Linked DNA regions of Homo sapiens: region 1 is linked to region 2. Evidence: read pairs that join two places in POLR2A ChIA-PET (ENCODE). Cell type or tissue: MCF 10A. All regions are shown on one strand. Each heading gives the region's core, and the rest is flanking DNA. Links, peaks and the distances in the headings are about the cores only. Region 1 overlaps CACNA1S (calcium voltage-gated channel subunit alpha1 S). Region 2 has its middle 10 kb from the start of GPR25.

The links. Peaks named below come from ENCODE experiments on the same cell type or tissue, not always from the same donor. Only the 100,000 strongest peaks of a DNase experiment are listed, where the experiment ranks them.
Region 1: POLR2A ChIA-PET joins it to region 2 with 5 read pairs; 2 of 35 experiments call an interaction of 5 or more read pairs at or near these places.

The regions. Positions count from the first base shown.
Region 1 is chr1:201,070,669-201,075,060 of GRCh38, forward strand. CACNA1S (calcium voltage-gated channel subunit alpha1 S) reads right to left here. Exons shown (of 44, transcript NM_000069.3): 14 at 3,838-3,952; 15 at 2,881-2,974; 16 at 2,087-2,156. Among named protein-coding and RNA genes, the nearest start is that of CACNA1S, 40 kb to the right of the region's middle. In MCF 10A, for the core only: no CTCF peak of the experiment used is centred there; a DNase peak (open chromatin) is centred at 1,743.
Region 2 is chr1:200,860,754-200,865,145 of GRCh38, forward strand. It overlaps the pseudogene RPL34P6. Among named protein-coding and RNA genes, the nearest start is that of GPR25, 10 kb to the right of the region's middle. In MCF 10A, for the core only: no CTCF peak of the experiment used is centred there; no DNase peak of the experiment used is centred there.

The DNA of each region.
Region 1 (4,392 bases), core at 110-4,109, 210 kb after region 2:
TGCATGTTGTGTCTCAAGGCTCGATCCACACAGCCTCAAATATCCATAGGCTGGGGGATGGAGTGGGAAACGCTGCTTCAGAAGAAGAGACCTGGGTCCTAGTCCCAGGTCTGCGTCTAACTTGCTGTGCAGTGCTGGGAAGGTCTGTGCCCTTCCTTAGCGTCAGTTTCCAATTTGTGAAACCGACAAGGGGCAGGAGGGTTGTTGAAATAAAAGGACCCTGTGATCCTCTCCTGGGCTAGGATTTTAAAAATAGTAACTTCACAGAGAAGCTTCTTCCAGCATGGAAAAAAGCAATCAGAATTTCTTGAGCTTCACCCAGTCCCCAGGATGCAGGCAGGGGATAGGGGATGAAGAGACGGACATTCCAAGCACATTCACTGAGTCTCATGACCTCAAGAGGAAGCTGAGTACCCGAAATCCTCAGCTCCCAGGGTGGGAGAATCCCGTGATCAGACGGTGGGGGCACTATTCAAAGCTGGGGTTTCTCTTGGTTCCCTCCCCTGACAGCTACCTCCTCCCTAACCCTCCTGGCCCCTGGCAGAGGCCTTGAGGGAAGCCAAGAGCTACTGGATTCTACTGTCTCCATCATGGCCACCTGTAGGGGTTCTCAAATCCACCAAGTCACATTCCAATTTTTCTGTTCCCCCGAGAAGCTAGAACTCTTATTCCTTGGAATGAGTGTCCTAACGTGACACTTTCTGTCTTGCCCAGCCTGCCACAGACCCCAGAGACACATTTCACGCTTAATCGCAGAGACCATTAATTCTTCGAGTTAGCATATTTGCATCTTTCCCCCGCCTTCTTACTTCCTCCACCTATGCCCAGTTTGTTAATTTCATTGCACATATCTTTTGCTGTAAGCCATTTCAAACTATTTTTAGAAAGAAGCAGGATATAAACACATTCAGTCCCCTTGGTAAGACTCTCTTCCTGCTGTCCAGCCCACACCCCCTCTACCCCTCCTCTCCTTACTTCTTTCCAGCCCCTTCCTTGTCCCTGACCTCAGATTTCCTGTCAGCCACCATCTCACCTGCACACAAGTCACTGCCATCTAAGAGGTGATAACTGTTAGATGAAACAACTCAAAATGAGTTATTCTAAAACACAAATATTCATTGCTGGTAGATATTTGAAGAAATTTCATTATTCTTATTTGTACCAGCTCCATTCTCCCCATACTTCACTTTGCAAAATTCTTTCATGCATTCATTCATTCAATTTATTGAGTGCCTCCTCTGAGCCAAACACTGTGCTGTGTGGAACACAAAAGTCCCCCTGGAGCTTAGAGTCACTGGGGCAAACAGATGCTAATCAGCTGATTCCATAAGTAGACATACAAGTAGCTGATCAGCTGATGGGACAAGTAGATCTAAAATTGCCCCACTGACCCGGTGATCCGAAGGACCCAGGACCCAGAGAGTTCTTGGGCCCCAGGGCTCTGTCAGGTGGCCTGGTAAGATTAATTCAGCCTGGTTCTGCTTGTCCTCTTCTTGGTCCAGATAAATGGGATTTCTGCAGCAGTCACTGGCTATTTGCATTTATGAGATGTTTGTGGTTTATCCACGGTTGTTTCTTATCCATGCTCCCCCTACCCCACCATTGTTTCCTCCTCTTGGACTTTCCCACATTGCCTGCCATGGTTCTATCCATCCCTGTATCCTTCCGGCCCCCAGCCCTACCAGACACTGGATAGTGAGTAATCTGCCTCATCACGACATATATGGGCGTGTCCTCATTTATGATCCATTCTGCATGACTGGCAGGGAAGACTTGTATACCCACGTGTCCCTGTGCTTCTTGAAAACTGAGTCCTTGGCAGTGAGGCACATAGCTGGCACTCAATAAATACTTGCTGAGTTACATGAAAGTAAAATGTATGGGTTTTTCTGTTGTGTGCATTGTTGAGAGAGACAAGCTGGCAGATGGCTTATTTGCACAGAAGGGATGTCTCCGGTGTTCTGATCTCCACATGGAGGGGTACAGGTAGGGACACACAAGAGACTGCCCATGGGGAGAATTCAGGACCGGCACACCCCTACTTCACCCCAGCACCCTGCTCCAGTCCAGTCTCCAGCATCCTCACCTGGGAAGTCGGCTGAGGGGTAGGGATCCTTCACCTCATTGACATTAGATTCAAACTCATCGATTTTCAGCTGTAGGAAGGAACACAATGACTATAACAATGAAAAAGAAGTTGCGGTTTCCCCTCAATGAGCATATACTGGAGAGCCTGTTAGCGTTCAGCTCACTTAATCATCCCTACAGCCTAAGGAACAGGGAATATTATGATCATCCCCATTTTACAAATGAGAGGCCAGGCCCAGCAAGGCCAGACAACTTGCAAAAGCTCCCACGGGGCAAGGCCTGAGCCCGCCCTAGCCTGTCTGACTCTATCTTCACATACCCACTGCTTGGTTCTCCAGAAGGGAGTTGAGCTTCCCCAGGCCAGGACCTCGAGCCTCTCTGGGCCCAGTTCCCTGACTTTTTGAACTCCACTTCCTCAGTTTTCAGGAATGGTGAGCAGAGTCAGATGGGAATGAGCAGGGCAGGGCTAGCAATGGTGGAAGCCGGTCTGGGCCTCTCAGTGGAACAGCGGGTGTCAGGGAGAGGAAATACCTCCTTGGTCTGGAGTGGGAAGCTGCTACGCTGGAGAAGTCTGGTTCCCAGATTGGGAGGTCTGCTGTGCCTCTCAGTGCAGGAGTCCCTGGAGATGGATTCGCTGGCTCTCCCTCCAGTCGTACGCAGGGAGATGCCCTCACCTGGCTGATAACTCTCCTACCTCCCCACCCTACCCCACCTGTACCCTGTGGTATGAAGGGAACCATGGATTGGAAGAGCCCCTAGACTGCCTCTAACATCCCCACCTGAGGTGCTCACCTTGGCAGTGGTGGGGATGCCCTCACCCTTGGGTTTCTGCTCCAGCTTCTTGGCCATCGTTGACTTCTCCTCTTCTGACTTGTCTGGGAGACCCCTGAGTTAGAAAACCCAAAGTGGAAGCCAAACCAGAAAGTTCTCAGGGATCTGCTGAACCTGACAACACCTTCAGGAGGATCCCACACCAAGGGCTCCAGGGGATCTGTAGGAGGAGTGGCATCAGCCCCCAAATGGGAAGGGCAGTGGGCTCAGGCAAGTCCCTTCTCTGTGGTGAGAGGGCCCGACACACAGCATGGGCCCATGGCTACCGGTGGCTCACTGGTCAGCCATGTTTAACGTTGGTTGATAGTGAATGGGTGGAGTGTGGCTTTGTACTGGGTTTATACGAGATTCATAGAGTGGAAGCATGGTTTGCCCAAGATGGCTCCAACTCTTTAGAAATGTCTGAACTCCATTGCTGGTCCCTCTTTTTCCATCTTGCCTCCACAGGAATGGGTGTCCCATTCCTGTAGGCATGGGCATTGGAAGAAGCAGAACTCTGTCTAGAACCTAGGTACTTGAAGCATAATCCTCCAACCAGCAGCATGGGCACCACCGGGGAGCCTGTTCGATGTAGAACTCCAACCCCGCCCAGAGGCATAGCGACTCAGTGACAGGGTTGGGAGGGGAATTCCCAGGATCCCTCCGCAGGGGAGCCCTGCCCAACTGGCCAGGCTCTGAGGCTCTGGCATTCTACATCCTGAGGCCTGTCTGTCCAGAAGGCCAACTTGTCTCTGTTCTTGCCCCCAGGGAAGGATCTCAGCCACCCCCATGTGCAGGTTACAGAAGTTTGCCCACTGAGGTGGGTGTCACCATGTCAGGGACCCTGATCATTGGGTTACAGGGAGGCCCTGTCCAGAGCTGGAAGGCCATGGCCACGACTGAGCACTCCAGGTCCCTTCCTGCTAAGGAAGCACTCACTTGGACATCTTCCTGCGTTTTTTCTCCTCAGCCTTGGCCTTCTGGGCAGAAGTCAGGCTCTCCGCCTCGGCCAGGTTGTCCACGGCAATGGCCAGGAAGACATTGAGCAGGATGTCTGAGCGGGTTTAGCTAAGGAGCCTTTGGTTGTAGGTGGAAGGGAGCCTGCAGGGCAGGAGTTCTGTCTGCCTGCATGTGGGCAGGACCTAACCCCACTCTCCCAGAGCTACCCATGGGAAGGTGTGGATCCAGGGACATAGTGGAAGGCCCTCAGGGAAGCCTGCCTGCTGAGAGTACCCAGGAAGGAGCCTGAATCCTGTGGCCTTGAATCCCATCCGTTTCCTGTCCAGACTGGTCCCAGCTCCCACACTGAGCTGCGTGGAGAGCCAGTGAGGCAAAACAAGTGAGACCCATGCGAGGCACACATGAGTTGGGGAACAACGGTGCCCTTCCTCCCCACTCCCCATAGTATCACATTCCAAGGTGCAGGCACCAGGACGGCTCAGGCACTGCCAGTAACTCTCCGGCCCCATCCACCTTACCCTCATATCTGCTCCT
Region 2 (4,392 bases), core at 66-4,065:
TTGAACTTGAGATAACTCATACAGTTTTTCTATCCCCTAACCTATGTTTAAATTTAATAACTTGAATATTCATAACAGGCAACTTGAAATAATTAGCCTTTTAAAAATACTAACTTAGGGCAATGTTAAAAAGTCGGTAACTTTCTATGCTTAGCACAGACGGTCTACATAGTATGATTTATAAATGTGCTTATCTTATGTTAATCTTGCTCATACTAATTCACTATCTTTTGGTGAATTGATAGTTATATTGTACCAGAACTAGTGCTCTATGTCTTTGAAACTGAATGGCCAGTGAACTCACTGATCTGGAGTAGCCATGAGAAGCTAGTTCTTGACCATTATTTTGTAAGTTTCACTTTGATTTTGCTGATTCTACTTACTCAGAACAGAGTAAAGAAAAAGGTGTTTTTTAAGAAAAAAGAGATCTGATAACAAAACTATAAAATAATCGTCATGCCTAATTATATACCTGAAGAAATATCTGGTTAGTAGACATAAATGTGGTTTTCTAGCTTGGGACCTTTTTGATAGGTTCTGTAACTTCAGAGCACAGCTATATTTCCACAATATTTCCAGTACTTTAATTTTCAGAAATAAAAATATTTAACCCGGCCGGGCGCGGTGGCTCACGCCTGTAATCCCAGCACTTTGGGAGGCCGAAGTGGGCGGATCACGAGGTCAGGGGATCGAGACCATCCTGGCTAACATGGTGAAACCCCGTCTCTACTAAAAATACAAAAAAAATTAGCCAGGCCTGGTAGCGGGCACCTGTAGTCACAGCTACTTGGGAGGCTGAGACAGGAGAATGGCATGAACCCGGGAGGCAGAGCTTGCAGTGAGCCGAGATTGCACCACTGCACTCCAGCCTGGGCGACAGAGCGAGACTCCGTCTCAAAAAAAAAAAAAAAAAAAACCCTAAGACCCAGGCAACATTAGAAAAATGTACACAATGCCAGGTATGGTGGTGGCTCATGCCTATAATCCCAGCACTTCGGGAGGCCAAGGCAGGCAGATCACTTGAGGTCAGGAGTTTTGAGACCAGCCTGGCCAACACGGCGAAACCCTGTCTCTACTAAAAAATAAAAATTAGCCAGGCATGGTGGCATACGCCTGTAATCCCAGGTACTCAGGAACATGAGGCAGAAAAATTGCTTGAACCCAGGAGGCGGAGGTTGCTGTGAGCCAAGATCGCACCTCTGCAGTCCAGCCTGGGTGACAGAGTGAGGCTGTGTCTCAAAAAAAAAAAAAAAAAAAAAAAAAGTGTACACAAACCCTAGAGCCCCCACACAATAAGAATGTGTTGCCTTATGACTGAAATTGATACTTCTTAACTAGGGCAGAGGAAAATATTCTGTAGTGAATAGGAACAAACACCTTTATTTCATGATCTGTCTACACAGAAAGATGATAATAAAATTCAGCAAAGGAAATGTAGCTGTAATGTTATGACCTAGGAATTGGCTATTGGAGAAACACATCTATAAAATGAGTGTGAAATTCTGTCGTCCCTTAGAAGTATATAGATGCTTAAGAAATAGGTATCTTCTCAAAAGAAACAAATGAGATATTAATGATTTTGCCTAATTTGATGGGGGTGGGGGAAGTACACAGATTGGTATGTCAGAGTTGCTCTTCAAATAAGGAGATCTAGAATCTAGTTTCAGTCACTTCCTTTTTGCCCCTGTGGGCATGTAGGTCTTCTAGCAACTCAAGGCCACATGCTTAGACAACACAGATTAGTTTTGTACATGTGTTTAAATCACTGTGGTGATATGTGTCACAACAACAGCTAAAATCAGATAACTTTATTCCATCTACAGTGGCTTATTTATGTCAGGAAAATAGGGGGCAATTATTTTCCATCAAAGAGGTGAAAAGCAAATTAAGAAATGTTTTAAGACCCACTAAGGTTTTTTTTTTTTTTTTTTTTTGGGGACACATTAAGCAAAGCCACCATGGTACCTTAGGCTACTAATGCATTTGATTCTTCTTAACCCCAACCTGTTGTTTTAGGTGATTGAACCTGTGATTCAGCCTTCAGTAGGTGTTAGAGGCATCCAACACAGGTGGCAAGTATCGTCTACAGCACCTCTACTTCACAGTTACATTCAGCTGCTGTGATTCCTGGCCGACCCTATTATTCATACTTCAGGGTTTGTGTGTTTATATAGAAAAGGAAATGTGGCTCTCAACCCGAGATCGCGCTGCTGCACTTCAACCTGGGTGACAGAGTGAGACTCAGTCTCAAAAAAAAAAAAAATTGCTTTATAATTTAAAAGATTCTTTGCTTTGCTTTCTCTTTTAACTTACTGCTGCCTGGGAGGAGGTGAGCATTTACGTCTCCATTCTACAGATGAGGAAGATGAGGCTTTAAAAGGTTAGTAGCTGTCCCAGGGACTCAAAGCTAGTAAGTGACAGCATTACAAGTGGCACCTAAGCCTTCTGGTTTCAAATCCCCTTACTGTGCCATATGGTACAGTTTCCCACTGCGTTGTACATGTTGTGGAATAAGAATAAGGCTCACAGCTGTTACTAGTTAATAACGTATTCACCATTGGTAGAAAACTCAGAACTTGTGGTTAAAGTGGATTTTGTTCTCTTGCCCAAGACTGTTAACCATCATCAACACAACAGCTAAAATCAGCCTGTTACGCTCACCTGCTGTTTAATATCTAGATTCATAAAGATGAGAGAATGGAAAAACTGCAAAAGTGGTGAAAACAAATTCTGATAATAGGTTAATCAGAATTATCTAGGAAACAGTTATTAGATGAAAGGGGCTAGGTAGGTCACAAAGGTAAGTTCTCTTCCATCAAGGAACTCTTGAAGTGGATGCCATTAGACCTTTACAAACAACGGATATACCGTGTGCTGTATTAGAGGTATGGAACCGAAAGTAAAGGACAGATGCGCCCTTGTCTTGTCAACAGTAAGAGCCTCTTGTCCATCAAGAGAATTCATGTACTTTATAGGGTACTAACTCTACTAAAACTAACTCTATAAAGAACTTAAGACTGCTCTTCCTGGGGAACTTGTCTACAGGCACTCAGAATGGTCCAGCATTTGACATACTGTCATAGGCTTTCCTACAATACAGCCTCTAACAAAACTACGCGAACCCCTGGTAATAGAATTGTTTACCTTTATACCAAGAAGGTTGGGAAAGCATCAAAATCTGCGTGTGGCGTGTGCCCAGGCAGACTTTGAAGGGTTTGTGCTGTAAGACCTAAAGTTCTTATGAGGTTGTCCAAAACAAAGAAACATGTCAGCAGGGCCTATGTTGGTTCCATGTGTGCTAAATGTGTTTGTGACAGGATCAAGCGTGCTTTCCTTATCAAGGAGCAGAAAATTGTTGTGAAAGTGTTGAAGGCACAAGCAGAGTCAGAAAGCTAAATAAAAAATGAAGCTTTTTTGAGTAATAAAAATGAAAAGACTTGCTGTATGGAAAAAAAAAAAGACTATCTTACGTTGTCAGCCAACAGGATACCACATTAATTCTTTAAATACTGAATTTTGCCGGGCGCGGTGGCTCACGCCTGTAATCCCAGCACTTTGGGAGGCTGAGGCGGGCAGATCACGAGGTCAGGAGATCGAGACCATCCTGGTTAACACGGTGAAACCCCGTCTCTACTAAAAATACAAAACTTTAGCCGGGTGTGGTGGCGGGCTCCTGTAGTCCTAGCTACTCAGGAGGCTGAGGCAGAAGAATGGCGTCAACCCAGGAGGCGGAGCTTGCAGCTAGCTGAGATCGCTCTGCTGCACTCCAGCCTGGGCAACAGAGCGAGACTCCATCTCTAAAAAAATAAATAAATAGTGAATTTTGAATTGCAGAGACATCAGTTCTGTTGATAGGGCCTTGAGGTCCTCATTTATGATGAGAACAAAACTAACTAAACTGCATCCTCTTTCTTAGCCAGAGGCTAAGTACAGATATTTTTGTATACATTACGAAATGAGTTTGTACTTGGATTCTTTATCCTTATAGTCTCAACACAATCGGTATTCAATAAATATTCGTCAAATGAATACATGAAGGGAGGACTATGCAGTCCTGGCCCAAAATTCAAAATCAAATTCAAAACATGTTCTGATTTCTTCTAGGTCACCCTTCATTTCTTACTATAGATATTTTTGCCCCCAAAATACAAACCCAAAGTTGGCTTTTCTGCTCTGACTCCCCCTGGTTCATGCCATTTCAAAGGACCCAGGTGCAGCTTGAAAATCTGACCTATTGGTCACCGTGACACAATGATGTACTGTTCCTTTTTACCTCTCTCCAGCTCCTCTCACAAATTATGGGCCAGTCTCAAGGCTCAGTTATTCATGTTCTGCTGTCTCCACTCTTTCCAAGAAGGGCTTCAATATCAGCTTTGACTGACACCTCCATTC